Linked DNA regions of Mus musculus: regions 2 and 3 are each linked to region 1. The links are chromatin loops, found by intact Hi-C in ENCODE. Cell type or tissue: left cerebral cortex. All regions are shown on one strand.

What was found. Peaks named below come from ENCODE experiments on the same cell type or tissue, not always from the same donor. Only the 100,000 strongest peaks of a DNase experiment are listed, where the experiment ranks them.
Region 2: it touches region 1 in a loop (8-fold over the local background); 5 of 42 quality-filtered maps call a loop at or near these places.
Region 3: a loop joins it to region 1, with 4 times the contacts of the local background. A loop is called at or near these places in 16 of 42 quality-filtered maps.

What each region holds. Positions count from the first base shown.
Region 1 is chr9:64,630,855-64,638,854 of GRCm38, reverse strand. Megf11 (multiple EGF-like-domains 11) reads right to left here. Exons shown (of 25, transcript NM_001134399.1): 6 at 374-620. Among named protein-coding and RNA genes, the nearest start is that of Gm36311, 51 kb to the left of the region's middle. In left cerebral cortex, no CTCF peak of the experiment used is centred here; DNase peaks (open chromatin) are centred at 1,669, 2,269, 2,543 and 3,255; H3K27ac peaks cover 1,790 bases.
Region 2 is chr9:64,522,943-64,530,942 of GRCm38, reverse strand. The region is part of intron 4 of Megf11 (multiple EGF-like-domains 11); the gene reads right to left. Among named protein-coding and RNA genes, the nearest start is that of Megf11, 140 kb to the right of the region's middle. In left cerebral cortex, a CTCF peak has its summit at 3,489; DNase peaks (open chromatin) are centred at 1,698, 2,194, 2,705 and 7,522; H3K27ac peaks cover 381 bases.
Region 3 is chr9:64,351,009-64,359,008 of GRCm38, reverse strand. No RefSeq gene overlaps it. Among named protein-coding and RNA genes, the nearest start is that of Dis3l, 14 kb to the right of the region's middle. In left cerebral cortex, a CTCF peak has its summit at 7,619 (motif pointing right); a DNase peak (open chromatin) is centred at 3,164.

The sequences.
Region 1 (8,000 bases):
CAGGTATTTAAGGGCTTGAATCTGAGACTTGTAGGGGTGAGGCCTGGGTACTTAAAGACACTGGGGCACTTGGGGTCAGAGGGCAGATGTCACAACCGGGACTTTCTGCTCTTCCTGCCTACTAGGGTGCTAAGAAGTGGCCCAAAAGCCTTGAAAGCCCTGGTGAGAGCCTCCAGGCCACAGCCCTGACCTGTTCCAAACCAGGGTCATTCAGGCCACGCTACCCACCTCCCTACACCCCCCCACCCCCCCCCACCCTGTCCCCAGCTGGGCATCCAGCAGAGTCTCCTGGCTCTGCCCCACCCCTCTTTCCCCACCCCTGGAGTCCTGATCTCGCCCTGGCCCCACCCCAAGCCACGCCCTCGCTACTCACTAAACGCCTGTGTAGCCAGGAGCGCAGAGGCACTCGCCAGTGCGCGGGTCACAGCTGGCGCCATGGTGGCACTGACAGAGCAGCTGGCAGCCCTTGCCGTGAGTACCAGGAGCGCAGAGTTCCTCACAGCGCCAGCCTCGGAAGCCCGGGGCGCACACGCAGGCGCCGGTGATAGGGTTGCACAGGGCGCCGTTCTGACACTGACACCGGTTGCTGCAGTGGGGACCCCAGTGCTCGCTGTCACAGCCTGCAAAAAAGGATACTCTGGGTCAGAGCTTTCCTTAGAACGAGGGTCCACTTGGCCTTACCATCTCCTCTGCCCCTGGAGACCAAGCTGTTGCGGGTATCTGGATGGAGTCCTTGGCATCTGGAGACCTCTGTCAGGCTCCACCAAGCCACCGAGTGTTCACGGGAGCTAAAGAAGGCATAGCCTCAAAGGCCTTCCAGCGCTGCTGCTCACTTCAATCGATGCCACGGGCACCTCCTCCAATGCAAACCTGGTCACAGCTTTCTGCCTCCCTCTGTCTCTGGGAAGCTCTCTTTGGTTGGTCTATCTATCCTTACTCCTCTCAGCTGGACCTTTTCTTGCCATGCCTGCCACCTTGCTCTGTGACCCTGTTCCTCTCCAGGCAGCTGGGCCCAGCCTCATGTCGGCCTGTGAAGCCCTCTTTTCTCTGTCCCACTCACAGTCTTAACCTCTCACATTCTCATTTACTTAAGGACGGTTCTGACTCACTGTGCACACCCCTGGCTCTCCCTTCCCTCCTCCTCCTCCCTTCCAGGAATACTTTCAGGCCCCCTACTTGCTTCCTCAGTTCAATTTCCTCACTGCCCAAGCTCCTTCAGAAAGAGCAGGAAAAAAAAATTGTATCCCTGGGAGGTGACAGACAACCTAGGAGATCCATTCCTGTAATTAAATGTTTCCAAGACTGATGGCTTTCTGGAGACCTGCATTCTAAGCCACGGAAAGGGACAGAGTAGCCCAGAACTTCAGGAAAGTTACCCAGCCTGTTATCACCTCCCACTTTGACCCTTTTGGTGCACTCAGGGCACAACAAATATAAGACGTCCCCCAACAACTGGGAGCTTTGAGTGGGAGTGGAGTTTGGTTAATGACAGGCACAAATACTGTTCTAGGATTTCTGTTTCTAGGCAAGAAAGATTGCTTCCAGTTAAGGCAGTCAGGTGAGGGCTCCACATTGCAAGAGGGCAGTGAAAGATGGCTCACTTGTCTGCCTGCCAGAGGACCATCTGTCTTGCTTTCAGCACCGAAAGTCCTCAATTCCAAAGAGCACCTCAGCCCTGGGCAAGCTGGAGTGGAGGGTGGCTCTGCTGCCTGTGGGCACAGATGGCCAGCTGATCTTTGTACCCAAGCTTTCTAGGATTTAGACCCTGGGAGGAAAGGGTCAGGTGAGTGGTATGGGAAGGGTGTCCTTGGGGTGAACAGATACACAGAAGCACTCAGGTGCTAAGCAGGCACAAGAAGGCAGAGATGGGTGTGGCCTGTGAACATGCTGGCGCTCCACCAGCTTTGCCAGGGTCACACAAATCTCTCCTGATAGTGGGTTGGGTCACTATCCAGAAGCCTGCATCTGTTTACCCTGCAGTAGACAGAACTACTGAGTCTCTGATCCACACCCCCTCATCTTGGCTTATTCATCTGTGGCCTTCTTCATCTGTGCCTTGAATATTGACACAAATAGACTGGGCTGCCAAACTATGAGTGGACATCGCCTTCAGTTTCCCAGTCTACTCAGAGTGACAGGCTCCTCTCATGCTGAGAGCGGCTCACGGGACAGAGAAGCTGAAGGGTAGCAGTGCAGCATCCCCCAGCTCACTCTCTTTCCAGGAAACCTTCCCAGCGGGTGAGAAGACTGACAGAATTATCCACTGTGTGTGCGCTCACTCGTTCTCTTTCCCAGTTTGGAATGTGTATATATGCATGTTTGCATGTGTGTATGTACACGCATGTGTGTATGTACACGTGCTCAAGGAGGCTCAAGGTGAAGTCAGGGATCGCCCTCAGTCACCCTTCCCCTCATTCAGTGAGGCAGGGTCTCGCAGCCAAACCCAGAGCTTGTGGATGTGGCTAGTCTCCCCTGCCAGCTTGTTCTGGGGATCCCTGTCTCTACTTTCTAAAGCTGGAAGTACAGGCAGCCTCCACACCCACAGACATTTACATAAGTCCTGGGGATCTAGACAAGCACTTTAACCAGTGAGTGGTACCCCTCCTCCCTCTCTCTTCATTGCCAAGCGCACATAGTTAGCATTCAACGTGTATGTGCTGTGATTCCATTATAACAATGACAGGGCTGTTTAAATCTCCCCACGTGCCAGGCCCCATCCTGGAAGTTGGATGCAGGAACAGTATCTAACCCTCACAGGTTCCCTTCATTCTCTAAGTTATAGACCGCAAGTCAGAGGGTCATGGAAGTTACATTGTTGCAGGGCAGCCCAAAAGCATTCTGATTCCAGGTCTTTGCTCAGGTCCATGGGAGACTCACTGGGGGATTCCAAGATGGGAAGCTTGGAGGGTGGCTGTAAAGCAGATGAGTGATAGCTCAGAGCTGGCTGTTTCTTCTCCACCCACCACTGTGAGCAGCCTCAGGATCTAGACAAGCAATTCCTACATCTTCTGGGGCCACAGTGACCCTACATGAAACTGAAAATCTGAAGCTAGTAGCATCCCTTCATGTCCCACTGGGTACCTAGTGACATTTTGCATTTCAGGTACAAATCCATACCTTCCTAATTTTTTCTTTTCTTTATTGAGAGGATTTCACTATGCAGCTCAAGTTGGCCTCAAACACTTACTGAGCCTCCAAAGTGTTGTGGGTGTGACCTGCCATGTCTGGCAGTAACCTCCATTCTCTCTGGAACAGCCCCAAACAGAATATAACAAAACCGTGTCCTGGATAAGGAGACAGAATGTTGTCACAGGGACTTGGAGCTTTACTTAGCCACTCTCATCCCTCACTTGTCCCCTTGGTATCTCCCAAGTGCCTAGGGGTGACGTGTTGTAGAGCACTGTTCTCTGAGCATAATAGACACTGCCACCTTCACCAATCTGCTGTGACCACTTGCAGGAACCATCAAGATCAGGCCTGTTGATGTTCCTCCACAGATGAGAGTGTGGCCTCCAGTTTCTCCTTCCTACATCTCCCTCCTAGCTGTGTGTACTTCTGTCCCAGATGCTTGGGGTCTTGGGGGGTTCTGGAGTATACAGGGGGTGGGGTGGGTTAATTAAAGGAGACACTCCATCTCTGTAGCTATGAGGAAGTTGTCATCCATGCAAGCGAGGGTGAGACTTTTTCAGTTATGTGGCCCCCTAATTCCTTTCAGTGACTTCTCATTCCTGTTCTGGAAATAAGCCCATTAAACTCACAGTTTTGTCAATTTGCACTTTGGTGAAATTGTTACTTTGTTTCATTTGTGGAATCTGTTATTTGATGCCTCATCTCAGGTAAGTAGATTTTCTTTTTTAAATGTCTTGCCAGGAAAGTTTATACAACATGCAAGAGGTGACTTGCCATCTCTGGAGATAAATGGTTTATCGTGGGGTGTGGCTGACACAGAATCACAGAACTCAGCACTCCATGACAGTATAGGAATAAAGGTGGCTTAGGACATTGTAGAAGTCATGAGACTACAACTCCGGCTCCTCACACTACAAACAGATGTGAATATAAACATGCCTATATTTGTGTCCCAGTGCTATGAAGCTCCTAAAACCACAAGGCAGGGCTAAGGAGATGGCTCAGTGGGTAAGAGCACTTGCTGTGAAAGCAGAAGGGCCCGAGTTCAAATCCCCACATTAAGCATGCAACCTCGGTTTTGTACAGCAGAGACAGACAGATCTCAAAATCTCACTGGCCAGCCAACTTAGCTTCAGACTCAGTACGAGACTGTCTCAAAAATAAGGTGGTGGGCTAGTGGGATAGCTAATTAGATGAAGGTGATTGCCACCAAGACTGAAGACCTGAGTTCAGCCCCAGGACCTAAGTGGTGTAAGGAGAGAACAGATTCTGGAAAGTTGTCCTCTGACATCCATACTCATACTGTGGCATTTACACACGCACGCACACGCACACGCACACACATACTCATACATCTGCACCTGTACACACATGTACACACATCCACACCCCGACAACTTTGTGTCCAAACAGGAAAGCATGGAAATAAACAGAAAACACAGAGACTAAGAAAGTACAGCTACCTGCAGCCATCAGAGGACAGACACACAGCCGCTGGTATCTGAGCCAGCAGGAGGAAGCTGAGCTAAGTTAAACAGTTCTGACCAGGGAAGCGAGGAAGCTTGTCACCCATCGCAGAGAAATTTCTCCCCCAGAGTAACTCAATGGGAAAAAATGTTAGGGACCACAGGGATCAACTTCAGTTATCTGGAAAAATTCACATAAAAACTCCTCATTCCTCAGTGGTGATAGGGAAATGAGACGGAGCCGGGAGAGTTAATTATCTACTCTGCTGAAGGCAAGTAGAGCGATCAGTCTGCAATTACAGGGGCCTGGTGCTCCTCCGTGGATCTACGCACTCTGACCAATTGAGCCAGGCCGTGTCAAACCTCACGTAGGTGGGCTTTTTTTTCCCTTCACCCTTTCATGGACTCTGCTCTCTAATTATATTTGGTTTCTGCTGATTTTTCAGCTTCTCTGAGCAGCTACCCAGGGCTTAAGGGATACCCAGATGTACAAGGCCGGCAGCTCAGCCCCTCCCACCTGACCCCTTCAGACTCCAGGATCCAGCCTTGTGGGTTTTGGGTCCTCACAACAGGGAGCGGTTTGACAGCTCTCTTCCACCGTGACTTCGTGACTTCGCTATAAACAGGCTTCTCAGTTTGTCGCCATATTTGATGGAGCAGTTACTATACAACCAGGCCGTGTACTGCAGGTGCCAAGTTGACTTTTCACACTTAGGGTCATGGATGCTATTACTATCCCCATTTTTCAGACAAGGAAGGGAGGCTCAGAGAGGATAAATAACTTATTTCAAGTCACAGCTAGGAAGTGACTGAGAGTCTGGGCTGCTACCTGCTGGGTAAGGCCTGGTGTCAGTGCAGGGAGATGCAGGATGCTGGCAGCTAGCCATCATCCACAGAGATGACAATTAAGGCTGTAGCTCAGTTGGCAGAGTGCACAGCATAAACAGGCTTGGTGGTACAGATCCGTAATCCCAGCACCCTGAAGGTAGAAGCAGCAGGGTCAGGGGTTCGAGGTCATCCTCCGCTATACAGTAGTTTGAAGCCAGCCTGGGTTGCAGGATGAAGAACAGAGGGTCACTTCCCATCAGTACCTTGTTTAGAGGTTAGTTTATGTATAAATAGTGGTCCCTGGTTTTCCATGGCTGATACTATTTCCTATCACTTTATTCTCTTCAGGTAACATATTGACTTATTAATATTTTCTATTGAGTTATGTGGCATAAAATTCCCATATTATTCACATATGTACACAACCTGATAGCATTTGTCATGTGTGTTAACACTATCATTTCCAAACCTTCTAGCAGCCTCCAGAGATACTCCTACAACCAATTACAATGACTTCCCATACTTGGCCGTCACGAAACCTCAATCTTTCCTCATTTGCCAACGCCAGCCATTCGTAAGAGTGAAACCATACAGGAGCAGATGTTTGTATCTGACTTATTTCGCTTAACATAATGTTTTCAAGATCCAGTCACACTGGCTTGCCCTAATGTCCAAATGCCAAAGGGGTCCTCATCCAGAAACTGGAACAGGCAAGGGCTGGGCCTCTTCCTTCCTAAGCTTGTGATGCTAATTGTGCCCACTTGGGCCAGTGGAGCAGGGAGGCTCCTGGGATCTGAGAGGATCCATCCCTCAACTCTCCTCCCTCCACTGAGATGGTTGCAATTAGATATTCACAGACCCAAGTACTGTAGATCCAAACTCGAATCTCCAGACACTGTCCCAGTCTTGACAGACACTCGGAGCATAGGATTATACTGACGGACCACGAGCTTTTTTAGAGGTCTATTCATTGCACTGGCTACCCTCTCTGTGGTGTTCCCTTAACCTCCAATGGCACCTGTGCTCCCTGCAGCCATGTCCAGTGAGGACTGTGCCTCCATGTCCCTCCATCTCCTGATGTGGCAGGACTCCCCAGTGGCCACATAGTAAAGAACTAGAGATTGAGACTGGTAGACTGTATCCACCCGGCCCTTTCTACCCCAGCACACCAGTTGTCGGGAGAGAGGCTCATTATCCATGCATCAAACAGTTGCTGGGCCTGCACTGTGTGCTAGGGCCTGAGAAGTCCAGTCTGACTGTGTTAGGGGTTGGTCTGGAGCTGTGCAGACAAATGCTAAATTCTAAACTCCAAGATCCACCCTCCCCACTAGTGGATTCTCACATATACTAGCCTTTGTTATGTAAACTTCCCTCCCCAATTTAAAGCTATTGGTTAAATAAAAGTGACTACAGATAATTACTGAGGAGAATAGAGGTAGGCAGGATTTTGGTAATGGGCCGAGTGCTGCAGGTAGGGATCATGAGGAGAGGAAGAAGAGGTCTCCACTAGACAAGATGGACCAGGAGCACCTGGCCAGGAGAAATGCCCCCTGAAGACAGACTGGTGGAGCAGAAATAACCCTAACCTGGGCGAGACTCAAACAGCGAGTACTGGGGAGCGCAGCTGGGGAATTAACAGTCTAGTGTATAGAAAAATAGATGAGCAGAATATCGCCCAGTAATTGTGCTAAAGCTGATTTTAAAAAAAAATCATAGGACTCTGCCTCGATTATTGGGGGCTGGCCAGGTCATATTAATAACTGAGTTATTAAATAACATGTAAGAATACCATTTACCAGCTTGACAAACAGGCAAGTAAGTGAAAGGTGGTGCTGACCCACAGAGCGGAGAGGCAGCAGGTTCTGGGCCAGTCTGGGGGTGACAGCTATACCTGCTGTACACTTGTGGGGGAACCAAGAGGTCCTGGAGCTGGGGCACAAGGTAGGACTGAGCAGAGCCAGCCAGGTCCATTTCTACTGCCAACGTGTTAGGAGACAGTAGCGGGCAATGTGGCTTTGCTGGAGCTGGCATCCCTCAGAGTGGGTGCATTAAGCCAGGATGAGGCCTGGGCTTTCAGATGTCATTACCATGACAGTGTGGCACTGCACAGGACACTAAGCACAAGGCTGGGAGGTGGGGGTGGGGGTGGGGTTATTAGTGCAAACAGCTGCAGTGTTGTACATTGGTTTCTAAGTTTCTGGGCTCTCTCTCCAGCACTACATTTAAAAAGGTATTTTTCTTTTTAATAATAATAATAATAATAATAATAATAATAATAATAATAATAATAATAATAAATGATTGAGAGGCTGAAGAAATGCCTCTGTGAGTAGAGTGCTTGCTGTTTAAGTTTGAGGACCCAAGTTTAAATTCCCATCATCCTCCTAAAAGACCGGGCACGGTGGTCCATGCCTGTAACTCCAGTGCTGGAAGGGCAGAGTCAAGCAGATCCCCGGGGCTCACTGGCCGGCCAGTCTAGCCAAAATAGTGAGCCCCAGGAATAGGCGAGGGACCTTGCCTCAAAGACTAAGCTGGGAGGCTGGTAAGGTGACTCAGCAGGTGAGGGTCCTTGCCTTC
Region 2 (8,000 bases), 110 kb after region 1:
CACACACCCCACAGTAGGAAAATACAGTCACACAGTAGGGCATCAGTGCAGTAGAGCCTAAGAAGCTGGGCCAGAGTGGCCAAGATCAGAACGGTACCCTCTGTGAGAAATTACAGCACGAGGATATTCATGTCCTTAACTACACCTCAAACATCTCTGCAGAGACCACACAGCCAGTGAGCCCTTCAGGAGAGTGACTTGTGAGCACTCACCTGTCTCTGCAGACTACTGAATGTGGAAGACAGAAGAGTCTCCAGAAAGAGTCTGTGGCCACCCACAGGAGCCTCCACTGGAGGAATCCATCAGCACCCACATACTAGCCAGTCCCAGTGACAATGCATGACCACACAGATCCCTAAGGAATGGTAAGCTTGGGGAAATAACAGTGACCTCTGCCTGCTGCTGAGTGGAGACCCCAGAAGCCACCTCCCTTCAGGGACCAGGTCTCTATTACCCAGAGCCCTGGACAGGAGCAGGTTCTTCAGGGGCTCCGCAGTGCCCGAGGGAGATAAGGCAGCAGTGAAGGTTGGCAGCGTTCATAGCCCACAGGTCTCACCCAACACCCAATAAAATGGAGCTCCACGGACTCTCAGGGCGACCTTTTGACCTTCCCATCTGCATCACACTAAACAGGGCACTGATTGACTCAAATACAAGCCTCGAGCCTCGCTCACCCCAACTTTCTCAAAGTTATCTTGTGGGACACCTGCCTCCTTCCTCCTTCCCTCTTGTCAGCTCCTTAGTACCTCTCTGATCTGTAATAGCCACGGGATTTACACAGGGAAGAGATCCTGAAGATGTGTGAAGAAAGGAAGAAACAAAAAGAGATGGAAGGTAGAGGAAAGAGAGGGAGGGACAGACAGACAGAAGAAGGACAAACAGACTTCAGACTCTAGTTTTTGGAGTACTTAGATACTAGTCACCTGACAGCCTTTCTAATTTCTAAGTCTTGGGGTTATTTATTTGGTTGTTTGTTTGAGACAGAGTATACAGTGTAATGCAGGTTAGCTTTAAACTGGCTTTGTAGCCTAGAATGCTCTTCTATGGTTTTGTTCTCTCTCCTCCCTTTTTCCCTTCCTCCCTTTCTCACTTAAGAGACAGGGTCACCCATCCCCCATGCTGATTTTGAACTTGCTATGAAGTTGAGGATAACCTTGAATTTATAATCTTCCACTTTTTCATCAAGTGCTGGGATTACAAGCCCATGCCACCATGCCCTGTTTGTGCAATGATGGGGACTAAACCAGGCTCAATACATTAGGTAAGCATCTACCAACTGAACCACATCCCCTGCCCACTGTCTGACGTCTAAGGCCTATGTCTGTCTCTTCCGTTGTTGCCCCAGTTCCCTTAAACAGGCAAAACAGATCTGTTATTCCCACTCTACAGACAAGGACATTGAGTCTCAAAGTCGTGAGGGCACTGCCTCTGGCAACTTCTCTCTGTGGTCCCCAATATCTGCAGTGTCCTCATGCAGTCACTCACAGCAAGTTGTCACCAGTCATCACCAAATATGGGGGGAGGGGCTCATCTGGACATCTAGACAACGTTCTGCCACCGAGGACAAAGACCCCTGTCTGCTGCTCCTTCTGACCCACAGGCTGTACAGAGTGGATGCCAGGCCGATGCTGGCTCATTGCTGAGGAAGGTGACACAAAGCCATAGCAGGCAGCTGTGATGGGCTGGGGACCAAAGTCTGACCTTGCAGGCTGCGCACTCAGAGAGCATCTGGCAGTGGAGAACAGCAGTGTCGTGAGCCAGAAAGCCTGAAAAAGACAGGGCTCATTTTCTCCCAGGGGATCAGACAATAAAGGAAAGGTGACTCCAATTTCAACCCTTTAAACACATAAATAATGTTGCCTCTGCCACCCTGTGCCCCAAGAGCACTCATACAAGCACTCAACAGAATATTTCACCAGAGCGACAGAAACAGTATGCTGCCCAGAGTGCATCTCAGGGGTCACCATGGAGACCAAGCATCCTGGAAGCCAGGGGTCAGGCCTCTTCCCTGAGCTTCATCCTTTCATACTCTGGGAGACACCCAAGTGCCCAGAGCCCTGCTCCACATTCCTCCAGGACCAGAGCAGGGATCTGCCTGAGTGGCCTTGGATACTCTAGGCTTCCCAAAAGCCAAAATGAGAGTGGTGACTCATTGCTTGCCACTGGCACACACAATCTAACTCGAGGGTGTCTTTGCAGGAATTGTCAAGCATGTGGGCTAGGGAGATGGCCCAGTGGATAAGTCACTTGCTGTAAAAGCACTAGAATTTAGATTCCCAGGACCCACGTAAAAGCCAGGCAGGCATGGCACCTATAATCCCAGCAGCCTTTGGAAGGCAGGGACAGGGGATTCCTAGAATAAGCTAGCTAGCTAGACTGCCTGAAGTTGGCCAGTTCCATGTTCAGTGAGAGACCCTGCATAAAGTGGAGAGCAGTCAAGGAAGACACACAATTTCAATCTTCAATTGGGGGCTCTATATACATATGTAGAGGAAACATGTGTGTGCCCAACACATGTGAACAGGCATACGCACGCATGCACTCACGCCAAATACAGTAAGTCTTAAAGTACTGTAGGAGACTTGGGAGGCTGTGCTCAAATTTTGTTTTCACCACTTAGAGATTTGGAAATTAGCTAATTCCTAGAATGACTCACTCGCTGTGGGTGCTTCTCCCCCATGTGTGTAAGAACCAGCAGCTGGCAATGCCTTGCAGGGAAAGGCTACGCGCAACACAGAGGGTGGAGAGAGGATTGCAGAGGGAGGAGGGGGAAGTGTGTGGATCTCACTCATCAGCTATCTCCTTCTTAACACTAGGGTCTGCGAAGGCTTCTCTCAACTGTGAGCATCCCTGAATTCCCATCTCTTCTCAGCTCCCTCTTGACATGCAGCTCACAGGATCCTCTAGGAGTAGTCAGATGGGAAACTCAGTTCAGAAGAAAAAGCCAGTCTACCTTAGAGATCCATTATCTACAGAGGGAGTTTGACATCAGCAGTATTGTCTACTGTAGGAATCCTATTCCACACAGGGAAGGAGTGATCCCCAAGGTAAGTGGTGGTTCCCTACCTGGCAGTCTCAGGGCTAATGTCACTGCCTGGATCAATGAAACTTTCATAGCCTCTGCTCCCAGGCCTTGCCTGTGTTTCTGTTGATTCTGCCAGGAATGCCAAGACCATGGGTTCTACTGTAGTGGAAACTCCATGGGATTTGCCCCATATCCCCTCATCCAACCCACCTGCGATGGTCCTTAAAATCTCCCAGGGGTTTGTATGCATGTGTGTGCATATGTGCACATGTGTGTGCATATGTGTGCATGTGTGTGCACTTGCACTCAAATATCAGACAACAATATTAGGTATCCCATCCTTTAGGGGCAGCACAGGGTTTTATTGGCCTGGAACTTACCAAGCTAGGTTGGCTGACAGGTGAGTCCCAGGGGTCTGCTTGTCTCTTTCTCCCCAGCACTGAAATTACAAGTGTGCACCACCAGGGCTTTTTTTTTTTTTAACACGTGTGTTCTTAGTCACTGTTCTATTTCTGTGAAGAAACACGACTATGACAACTCAGAACATTTAATTGGGGACTTGCTTAAAGTTTCAGAGGGCCAGTCCATTGTCAGCATGGTAGAATGTGTGGCACTGGAGCAGTAGCTAAGAGCCATAGCCTGACCTGTAGGCAGAGAGAGAGAGACACTGGGCCTGGCATGGGCTTTTGAAACCTCAAAGTCCATGCCCAGTGACACACTTCTGCCAACAAAGACACACCTCCTAATCCTTCTCAAATAGTCCCACTCCCTGGTGGAAATATGGGAGCCTATGGGAGCCATTATTATTCAAACCACCACAGGCTCTGAGGATCGAACTTGGGTCCTTCTGCTCGTAGGCAAGTGCTTTGCCAACGACTCCCCAGGTCCCATCTTCTAGTTTCTTAGTACACAGAACCTTCTCTCATTCAGTTCTGCTCCCCAGGTGAACTCTTAAGATTCCAGCTTCATAGCCCTTCCCTTACTCCCCCATAATCCCATCTGAGGGGACCCCACGATTGGCTTGCAGAACCCCAGGTTCTTTTCCTGCATGGGACCGATCAAAAACATCATTTGTGATTAATTTGGAGATAACCTCTGGGAGCCTCTCCATGGGCAGCCAGATCCCTGGAATAGAAAGCACATCTTGCTTGTCCATCCCTAAGCTCTATGCCCAGTCTCCAGCCAAGGTACAACAGTTACTCAATGTAAACTGTCAGAATAAAAGCAAGTGAAAGCTAGGTGCTACTTTGTGGTAGAGTGCTTGCCTAGCACATACAAGGCCTTGAATTTGATTCTCCTATACCTCAACAGTCGGACAGGCAGACAGACAGACTGGAAGAAAGCGGGGGAGGGAGTTGTCTGATAACTTAAGTATACTTGCTGAATGGATGACAGGTGTAATAATAACGAGTGTCAGGACACCAGCCAATAGGCACCTTTCTTTTCCTGCCCTCTATTCATACAGAATCAGTTGCAACACCTCACACATGGTGCAGCAAAGGGAAAATCCAGTCCTGCTGGACCCCACATATTACCCCCGAGAGGTAACTAGGCAACAAACATCCTGTAGAGGATCTCCAAGGAGGGCCAGTGGTTTCCCCAGCATTACATAGGCATGAATAGAAGTGTGGGATTCAAAGCAGGGCTGCCACTTTCTGCTGTGATCAAGCTAGACCTGAAGCCCTTCTTCTATTCTAGGGGAGGGACAGGGGGTGCCTGGGACTAATGTCATGCTGGATTGTGAGCTCCCTGGATAAAAGAACATGCCTGCTTTGTGAATTTCTGCTCTCTAGCACTTAGCCCACAGCCTAGTGCAAAAGAGGTACTTGAAAATCAATTGTTAAGTCAATAAATGATATTTTAGCCTGGAAAAACAAAATGTTTTGGCAGGGAAATGAGAGGGGTTTTTTTGTTGTTGTTGTTGTTGTTTTCTTTTTAAATATCTGAAGAATTGGGCTTGGGAATGCTTGCCATAAAAGCTTGAGGACCAATGTTCAGATCCCCAAAACCCACAGGGAAGTGGACAGGTGGCCTGCCTGTGATCTTGCTCATGAGAGGCAGAGAGAGGACTCTATGGGGCAAGCTGGTTATTTGGACTGGAAACATCAACAGGCTCTGGGTTTAGTGGGAGAACCTGACTCAGTAAATAAAGCAGAGTCAAGGAAGACACCTGAAATCAGCCCCAGGCTCACACACATGCACAACAGACAGACAGACATACACACCACTCACCCACATGCACACATATGCAGAGAAAAAGAAGAGAGATTATGTGGAAGGCACAGACTTGTTCTGAGACCAATGTAAATCTGTTTCTCCTGAGTGCAGTCCAGACCTTCCTACACTCCCTCCCTAGGAGACAGCAAGATCTCCGTCAAGCAGGAGAACCAAGATGGACCTGGACCTCTGAAGCCACGAGTCCGTGTTTGTGGGTGTCCCTCCCCCACCCAGTGAACTTCCAGGGAGGCCACTGATTCCCCGTGGCATTGCTCAGATATCATCACAAGTATGGAAATCAAAGCAGGGCCGCCATTTTCTGCCTGGATCAAACTAGATGTGCAGCCTTCCACGTGGCCAAGCTTGTCTATCGGGAGTGTGAATCATGGCCCAGAGGCCTGGAGGAGACATCTATAGACAAATGCCCAGAGCCCCGCCTCACCCTGAGAACACGGGATTCCTTGTGTGGGGATCAGAGAAGGATCAGGACCCAGCTCACATCTTCTGACTTGCTGCCCTGCTGCGCGTGCATGGGACCAGGAGACCTCAGTTACCCCATTTGTCTTGAATCTGCTGATGCAACTTTGCAGGAGTCAGAAGACCACACCTCTACCTCCACCATTCTCTCTTCCTTCACCAGCTGAACACAGCCTCACATGGCCCTGCTCCGTCTCACACAGCCCACAGATTCAGCCTGGGGTACTGGACTGCTACCACATGAGCTGTCTCTCCAGTGTCCTCTCCTGGCAATGCAGGAGCCTTTACACAGAGGATGAAGGTACAGAATGGTGTAGAAAAAGGCCCCCATCTAGCTATAAATACACAGGGAAAGAGAGAGGTGGCCATCTTGGGAAATAGGACCAACTCTCATGAGCTTCAACAGCAGCTGCTTCAGCTTCCTTTCCCATCTTCCCCTTTGGTGGGCATGAGGAACAGCTTTCACATGGCCTCCACACTAGGAAGAGTAAAGTCTGTGAAGGGGAAAGGGAGGGCAGCTTCGGGGAAGCCAAGCCAACTTAGCTTTACTGCTCAGAAGCCACGCCTCCTTGTCACCAATGCAAAAGTCAGGGGCCTCAATGGCTGCTCTATATCTTGGACCACTCTGCAGGCCCACTAAAGACAAAATTTGTCTTGCTGCTCCTGGGGCTGAGTAGATCAGCCCCCATCCACCCACCACCTATTTTGGGATAAGCTGTATAGGGGCAGGTTGCATGATTCTCTTATAGCCTCTCTCTGGCAGATGCTAAAATGATTGACAACTCCTTCTAACTCTAGATTTGTTTTTTTGTTGTTGTTGTTGTTGTTTTTGTCTTTTTCTCAAACAGAGTCTTTAGCCCAGCTGGCCTTGAACGTGGTACACGGTCAGAGATGACCTTGAACTTCTGTTCCTCCCGCCCCCACATCTCCATGGCTGAGGTTATAGGCATGTGCCTCCATGCCTGGATGTGTGTGTTGCTGGAGACTCTGTGCATGCTAGACAAGCACTCTATCAACTGAGCTATACCCCTAGCCCCAAGCACTTCTATAAGAAATTTTAAAAGCTATCCACGACAGCACATCACGTCCCTCTGTGTGACTTTCCTCTTGCTTCCTTGGGTGGGTAAGCCCTAGCTCCATGAGGCCACGGAAGACCAAAGGAAAAGAGTTAGAATGGGAATGAGAACATGGAGGAATAAACGCATCACTGCAGCCCGCTGGGGAGGAGGCGGCTGAGGGGGCCACTTTGGGGGAAGGATATTAACGGTTGCAGCCAAGCAGAAGTCCCTCGTCACCTTTAATTCTCCCACAGGGAGCCTGTCCGGGTTGAGTTATCTTCCATGGGAAGGAAAAGCCGCCCTGGCCCTTTTAACCTAACACGGATCATAGAGCAGAGAAAATATAACAGCCTCAAACCACTAAGCACTCTTCAAGTAGACTCTGCAGCCTGCCAAAGAGGCAAGAGGGGGCTGGGTTAAAGGAATGACATTTATGTTTTCTAGAGAAAGCAGAAGGCTTCCCCGCTGGGCAGAGGCTGTGGGGTGAAGCTGGGAGGGCATTTGCTGCAGGTGACCTCGGTGAGAAGCTCTGAGGGGCTCAGGAGGGCAGCCCAGGGCATCCAGGGAAGGACGGTGGCGGAGCTGCCCAGGTGAGTGCACACAGGGTACTTCCTTCTCTCTCCATCACAGACCCACTTGACTGCTGCAACACACAGGGAAGAGTCGAGAGTCTTGTAATTTGCCCAGATGGTGGGAGCTCCCGATTGCTCCTTCTCCAGAGACAGCTGTTCAACCACTGGGCCATATGGCTCTCCTTGCTCTGCACCCGCCCCGGGAAATAAAACACTTTGTACACGAAACTCTGCACATCTCAGATCTGTCTCTTGTTCTGAGCAGGTAATTAAGACCTCCGGCTGAGTCGCTGCACCCCGAGTGGCTGTCCGCACACCAGGGGCCACTTTTTAGAGCTCTATCGATGTCTGCACAGTGTCTGCTCAGCTTTTCTTCCACTGTCACGGGGAGCCAAGACAGAGTCACTCAGAACCCCCAGACACACCCCAGAATTCCTTTAGGGTCACTTGCCATCTATGGCAGGCGTCTTTCTTCCCACATGGAGACAAGGAAACCTTACACCCACCTTTACATCCTTTGAGTTGATTAACTGATTAATTGATTAAAGGTTGTAGACAAGACCAGCTGCGCCCAAGACTCACAGACTCCTCCTCAGGGAGTCAGCAGAACTTCCCCACATAGCTAGGCTCCCCCATTCCACACTCTGGAAT
Region 3 (8,000 bases), 280 kb after region 1:
CTGATCCAGAGGCTATGGATAAGCAATTCTTGTTGACTTGCTCCTTGTGGCTTGTTCAGCTTGCTTTTCCCCACCCAACTCCCCTTGAGGCTTGGTTTCTCTGTGTAGCCTTGACTGTCCTGGACCTGATCTGTAGACCAAGCTGACCTCAAACTCAGAGATCCACCTGCCCCTGCCCCTGCCCCTGCCCCTGCCCCTGCCCCTGCCCCTGCCTCCCAGGTGCTGGAGTTAAGGGTGTATACCACCACACCAGGCTGTTGCTTTCTTATTCCAACCAGGACCACCTGCTCAAGGATGGCACTGTCCACAATGCCTCCCATATCAATCACTAAATAAGAAAATGCCCCACAGGCTTGCCCACAAAGACATTTTTTTCCCTCAGTGTGTTTCTCTCTTTTCAGATAACTTTAATTTCTGTCACGTTGGCAACACAAAACAAAAACAACCAGGACCCCTGGTATCTTAGAGGAGACGCTGGGCTTTTGAGTCACGTTGGAATTGCTAAGACCATGGAGGTGATTTGGCTTTGAGTCTTCTGGGCACCAAAAGAGGGATCATTATGGCTTGAACAAGGAGTCTCCCCAGTGGGCTCAGGTATGTCCAGTGTAACTGACACCTGGTGGGATTTGGAGAAGCAGTAGGCTCCTGAGGACTCTGTCCCAGCCAATGCAGTAGTCCCTTGATGGAGCCATAACATAAGGGCACTATTGAACGTTGATAAAGTCAGAGGTGGGGCCTGTTTGGAGATGAAGCATGGAGGCTGCTGGGAGTGTGTGCTTCAGGGTCTAGCTCGTGCCCTGGTTCTGCCCCTTATTCCCCTTTTCCTCTGCTTCCTGGCTGCTGCTGTGATGTGAGCTATTCTGTTCCCCCTTTCTTTCCCACCATAGCAGATTGACGCCCCCAAACTGTGAGCCAATATAAACCCGTCCTTTCCTCCAGATAAATGGGTATCCTTCCTAGGGCTCTCCACTCCCCAAAATCAACCCCGGACTTGGTGTGCTGACTCTGAAGACCCTCCCCACCCTGCCTTGTACTTCCTGGGCTGCATTCTGTCATAGCCCGAGCCACGTTTCCCGTTTCCACGGCCACGTGACTGCTGGTATCTCCTCACTGCTTTGCCTAGACTCCGGTCAGCCATGACCTCTGTTGCTCAGCCATCAGGCACCTAAAGTACACAGACAGTACACTTAGAGTCCCTGCCATAAGCTGGCAATGACTTCACCCTACTGTAACCCCTTACACTGTGTGGCGCCACCACTGAACACCTTTTCTCTGCATACCTTGTACTCCTTAAATACTCTCTGTGTCCATGCAGTCTTCATGTGCAGGCACTGTCCGAATGACTGGCATGTGTTCAGCCATGCATGCGCTTGGGCGTGTATGTGTGTGTGTTTTGAAACAGAATCTCTCATTGCACCTGAAACGTAACTGTTTCAGAGACTGGCAGGACAGCAAGAGCCTGGGATCTGCTTGTTCCTATGTCCCCAAACCAGTGCTGGGGTGGGTGTGTGCTACCCCACTTGGCTTTTGTTTCTGATCTTAGAATCCTAACTCCAGTCCTCCAGCTTGCATGGCAAGCCCTTAACTGATGGATCTCCACATGATAATTTGTGTGTCCTATCCTAGAGCCCTAAACAGTTTTCCAGTTAGGAGAAAGCCTGGGGAAGAAAATTACCTGTTTTGTATACATGTATTTTGGGCGTACAGGGTACACCATGGCACACATATGGAGGTCAGAAGATAATTACTCGAGTCTGTTCTTCCCTTCGCCCCATGGTTCCTAGGAGACTGAACTCAGATGGTCAGATTTGACGAGGGCCTTTACCTGCTAAAGCATAGCTCTGCCCTGTGCTTTTTTTTTAATTATTAATTAATTAATCCCTCCCCCCAAGACAGGGTTTCTTTGGGTAACACACTTGGCTGTCCTAGAACTATGTAAACTAAACTGGCCTTGAATTCACAGATCTCTGCCTGCCTCTGCTTCCCCAGTGCTTAAAGGTTAAAACCACTGCTGGCTGGTTGGTTTTATTGCTTGCTTGCTTGCTTGCTTGCTTGCTTGCTTGCTTGCTTGCTTGATTAATTGATTGGTTGATTTTTAAAGACCCCCAGTTCTTGACGTTACTATGTAGCCAATTCCTGTCCTGTCTCTACTTCTTAAGAGCTGGGATCAGAGGAACGCACCTCTAGGCCAAGCTAAGAATATTCTTCACTGACTTCTACGAAGCCTCAAGACTCAGTTAAGACAACATCCTCTAAACCCAAGGCAAGCAAGTGTTCTGTGCCCTCTGACCTCCACCACTCAACTCAGATTAAAAATTCAAGAGCCTCACCAGAAACACCTGCCACGGGTCAACCCAGCAAAGAAATTTTGCAAAGTTGCCAGCTTCTAACCCAATAAGGTTGAGGGTAACTTCGGCTCATGACATGAATCCCTACCACTGGCACTACGACAGTCTCGAGTCCTAATGGAGTAGAAGCATGTCCCCAGCCCCACGAGGACACACGCACGTCCCCGCACACAGACAGAGACAACTTAATAAGCCCTGGCGGGATTTGGAAGCTTCTTTCCCCAGTAGCCCGTGGAATTGAATTTCTGCTCTAAGTGCATACGTGGATATGCGTCTTCCATTACTTGTTTAGGCAGACTATAAAACATGACTGTTAGAAGAGCCACCGATTTACGAACAGGTTGCAGGCTGCAGGTTCGTTTGTAAGCCATTTGAAACTTTGAATGTGTATTTTTCCTGGAAGCAAGAGTATTTAGGTTCCCAACAAGCACCCACTTAACCCACGAAATGCTGTACTCTAATGCAAAGAAGCAATCTTCATTGGAGTTTGCAAACTCTGCACAAATGTCTTCAGTGGCCGAGGTGCGGTGCAAAGGCAGAAGAGGGGATGGCATGGGAAGATGGAGAAAGACAGACGCTGCGTTGCACATAGCCTTCCTGTAGGGTCAGTCACCCTCCAGTCTCTAGTTAAATGGCTTCCACAAGACAACAGGCCAAATGTGCCAACCAGAAAAAGCCAAAACCCAAATCTGTATGTGAAAATTGCAAGCATTTTTCAAAACACTGCTGATGAACAAGACTCAGCACGCATGCTCAGTGAGGTTACTGGTTGGGAGAGAAAGTATTTTTATTTAGGTAAGTCAACACCAGAGAAGTGTTTCCTCACTTCTGGGGAAGTGGGTGGCTCATCCTGGGCACTCGTCCCAGGACAAGGCTCTTCTTTGCACAGAGAAGCTTCATGTCTCTGTGGCACTAAAAACCCAAAGCTGACAAAGGGTGGCCGGCTCTGAAGCTATCCCCGGCTGGTTCCGGAGCTGACTTTGAGGACAGAAGCTCTGCGTGTGGAGGCCAAGACGTCACAGTTCAGTGTCCTCCTCAGTCTCTTTATTTTTTAAATCATTTTTATATTTATTTATTTTTATGAGTCTGAGTACATGTATGTATGTATGCTGTGTACATACCTGGTTAGAGGAGGACATCAGACTCCCTGGAACTGGAGGGATAAATGATTGTAGGCCATCCAGTCGGAGCTAGGAACCAAACCTAGGTCCTTTGCAAAAGCAGCAAGTTCTCTTAACTGCTGAGCCCTCTGTGGCCTGCTACATCACACATGTTCCTTATTGTTTGAGACTAGGTCGCTCATCAAACCTGGAGCTTGCTGGATGAATGGCCGGGCATCCACAGGAATCCTGTCTCCACCTTCCCAGAGCTGAGATGTCCGGCGTGCTAGGGATCTGAACCCACACCTTCATGCTTGTGACAAACACTTTACCAACTGAGCCCCCTCTGCAGCCCTCTCCATTAACTTTGTGATCTGTGTAGGTGTTTGGGGTTTGCAGAGGAAATTAGGACACCCCATGTCTTGCTTTTGTTGTAGTCTTAGCTTAATTCTTGCTTTGCTATTGTTGCTCCATAGTTTTTGATTAGTTGTTGGTAGTGATTTTTTTCAAATGGGGGTCTACCATGCTGTCAAAGCTAACGTTAATCTTGCTATGAAGCCCAGGAGGTCCTAGACTTAAAATCTTCCTGCATTTACCTCCTGAATGCTGGAATCACAGGCATATACCACCATGCTCAGCTCTGTTATATCTGATTATAAATATGATATGGGTTCACTATAGCAATTTTTAAATTCCCCCAAAAGTAATCATTGCTATTGACTTATTTTTCTATTTTTCACACTTTTTTTTTCATTATTCAGGCACAGTAGATTAAATGATACCTCATGTGTATGTGTCCCTGTCCTTATCTCTGGAATCTGTGGACATGCCTTAATTTAAACAAGGGTCTTGGCAGATACAATTAAGTTAAGGCTGTTGAGATGAAGAGATTATGCAAGATGTCCTGGCAGGTTCAAATTGCAAGGGGAACGTCTTTCTTTAAAAAAAAAAAAAAAAAAAAAAAAAGACATATGAGCTGGAGAGATGGCTCAGCAGATAAAGAACATGCTTGCTGCATAAGCCTGATGACCTGAGTTCAAGTCCCAAGCACCCATGTAAAAACTAAGTGTGGACAAATGCCTGTAAACCCAGCACTAGACAGTAAGATAGGCAGGCACACCGCAGGGGCTTTCTGGCCAGCCGACCTAGCCAAGGCATGGTGAACAAACAGTTCAGTGAGAGACCCTGTCTCCAAGGAATACAGTGGAATGTGATAGGGGAAGCCACGCCACATACTGCGCTGACCTCTGTACCTATGCACAAGTGTATTTGTGTATACACACATACACTCGCACACGTGCGCGCACACACACACACACACATACACACACACACACACACACACACACACACACACACGGAAACACACGGGCAAAAGACACACAGAAGAGGAGGATGCACTGTGACTATGAGACTGGTGTGGCTTCAGTGGAAGAGTCCTGGCAGCCTTCGCAGCTAGAAGTGGCAAGGGACCCTCTCTACTGGCCCTTTGGATAGCAGCACACTTGGGCTAATTGTTGGTGCTGTTGCCCAGGTCTTAAGTTGCTCACTGGTCCTCTAGGGTTTGAACTACTCACAACCCATCAGCAGGAACTGAGATAGTTATGGGTTACCCTGTAACTGAACATGTGGGGCCTGAGCCAATTATTATTCATCAAAGTTCATATGGATTGCTTACGGGTGGCTGAGGGCCTCCGGAGCAGCCCCTGGATCTTAGAACTACCTTATCCACTGATGGCTTGCCTGCATCCTTTGAAGGCTTGTCTGTCATCCAGGGCCAGTGGTACCACTGACTCGTTACCCTGAGGGATTTGAATCACTGACTACGTAATGCCCTTTACTGACTGTTTAGGTCCTAAACCTCTGCTACCATCCTGGTGATCCAGCATAGCACTAGGCTAAGAGTACTGGCCAAGCTGACCCTCCATGAGGCCACCCAAGGCTCAGCTGGAATTGCTGCCTGGCATCCTGACACTTGGACTCTTAACCTAATTAAATGGAGGGACCACGGGCCAGACTTGTAATAGTTCAATTGAGGAGATTATATCTTGGCTTGGTGCCCAAAATCTCCTCCCCCACCCCTGTCCTTCGTGGGTGGGCAGTGGGTGCACACATGTGTATGGGTACGGTACATGTATGTGTACCTCTTGAGGTCAGAGGACAATCTTGACTGTCATATTTTGAGGCAAGGCCTCTCATTAGCCAACTAGGCCAGCGAGCACCAGAAATGTGGCTCTTTCTTTGTCTTCCTACCTCTGAGATGACCAGCATACACAGGTTGTTTTCTACACGGTTTCTAGGGATCGAACTCAGGTCCTTGGGTTTGCAAGGCAAGCTCTTTCCAGACTAAGCCCTGCCTTCAGCGCTCGGTATCAGAATTCTGAATTACACTCACAGACTCTTTGGGACACTTGTCGTTCTCGGAGCTCCACAGACAAGCTCCACCTTTTCAGTATGTTGTTCCCACCTCGTCCTTTGAGAGTTGTCCGTGGACTTTCCCTGAGGTCCATGTTTGGCCTCAAGGAGAGTTCAGTCTGAGTTCCTCCTGTGCTGGGGGAGGTATCTGAGTAATCCCCTCCATTCCTCCTCAGTGCAGCCACTCCTGGAACTTCCCCTCCCACTGGCCCTGCAGGTCAGACAAGCCGCTCTGTGGATGCAGTCTTCGGAGAGAGTCCTGCTAGACTTTGGCTTTCTGGCCACCAAAACCATGACAGAATAATTCTGTTTTCCAAAGTGTGTGGTAGTTTGACACAGCAGTCCTAGGAAGCAAACCCAAACAACACACAAACATTTGTGACAGTCAGCTTTTCATCACTGTGACAAAGCCCCAGGAGAAATGACTCAGATAACAACAAATTTGGGCTCATGGTTTCAGTCCATGGTTGGCTGACCCTGTCTCTAGCCTGAGGTGAAGCAGTACAATGTGACACAAGGGGACAGATTGGGGTCTACCTACCTTCCTGAAGTTGGGATCGAAGACAGAGGAAAAAAGCAAGCTAAGTGAGAACGGGTTTATCTGAGCTCCCAGCTCAAAGGTGTTGTCCTTCATGGCAGGGAAGCCATGGTGTCAGAGCGTGAGGTGGCTGGTCACAGTGCAGCTGAATTAAGGAGCAGAGGACAATGGGTGACCGTACTCGCTCACTTTCTTTTTTTCCAGCCCAGGCCCCAGCCCACAGAATGGTGCTGCTCAGAGGGAAGGTAGGTCATGTCGCCCCAGGGAACCTGATCTACAAGGTCCCTCACAAGCATGCCAACAAATAACTATCACAGACTAATCCCTGCCCTCAATGCATGGCTCCTTTTTAATTCTTTAAAAGTATGTTTGTGTTTGTACGGATGCCCAAAGAGGACAGAAAGTACTAGATCTTCTGGGGTTGGAGTTACGGGAAGTTTCTCTTTGCCCAGATTAGGTGCTGAGAACTGAACTCCAGTCGTCTGGAAGAGCAGCGTGCTCTCCTAACCTCTGAGCCATCTCTTCAGGCCCAGTTTGTTCTTCTTGAAGTAAACTATGTCTGGAGTACACATCTCAACAAGATCTGCCTTTTCCTTCTCACTGATGACACAATGTACTGTGAGTGTGCTTTTCCATTGGTTTCACAGATTTTAAACACATCGAGGAAACAATATTGCAACAAGCTGGAGTTGGCCCTCTTCCTTTTGCTACAGTTGAAGTCGTTGTGGATATGTGGATAAACATATATATGTTTGGACATGCACATACAGATCTACTTAAGGTTGTCATTTTTCCACCATGTCTGGCTTTCCACTTTCTGCTCTCAGAACTGAATGTGACCGAGTAAGTGCTTTGACTAGTGATGTATGGAAAGAGGTCAGTGGTGTCCTTCAGCACTGCAAGAATAAGTATCCCACCTGCTTTGTTCACTTCCCCCTGAAATCCAGAGGGAGTCACATTTGCCAGCTCTCTTGGTGAGCATGACAGATAGACTAAGGGGACCCATGGTTTGGTTGAGGAATCTTCCCATGTTGCTGAAGCCACAAAAATCTGAGGGGTTTTGTTACTGTAGCGCATCCCAGACAACCACATTGAATTATAATATATAATACATATCTCACATGCACGTGTTCCTGCTCTTTTTTTTAATGTATGTATTTTATATGTATGAGTGTTTTGACCATCATATATATGCAGTACCTGTGGAGGCCAGAAGAGGGCGATAGATTCTGTGGTGGTGGAGTTATGTACAGATGGTTGTGAACATGCTAGGAACTGAACCCAGGTTCTCTGCAAGAGCAGCAAGTGCATTTGACCCCTGAGCCATCTCTCCAGTCCTTTCTGTTCTTTTAAAATAAGAGAAATTTCCATCTGCCAAAGCAATTCCACTTATACATATATTTCCAATAGAAAACAGCACAGTGGTGCACCCCTGTAAACTCAGTACTCTGGAGTCAGGGGCAGGAAGATCACCACATGTTCTAGGCAAGCTTGGGCTACGTAGAGGTTTAGGCCAGCCAGGATCTCTCTAAAGCAAGAGCTCTTTCAAAAACAAAATATTATAAAATCAAGTAGAATTCAAAATTTGTCCACCCCCAA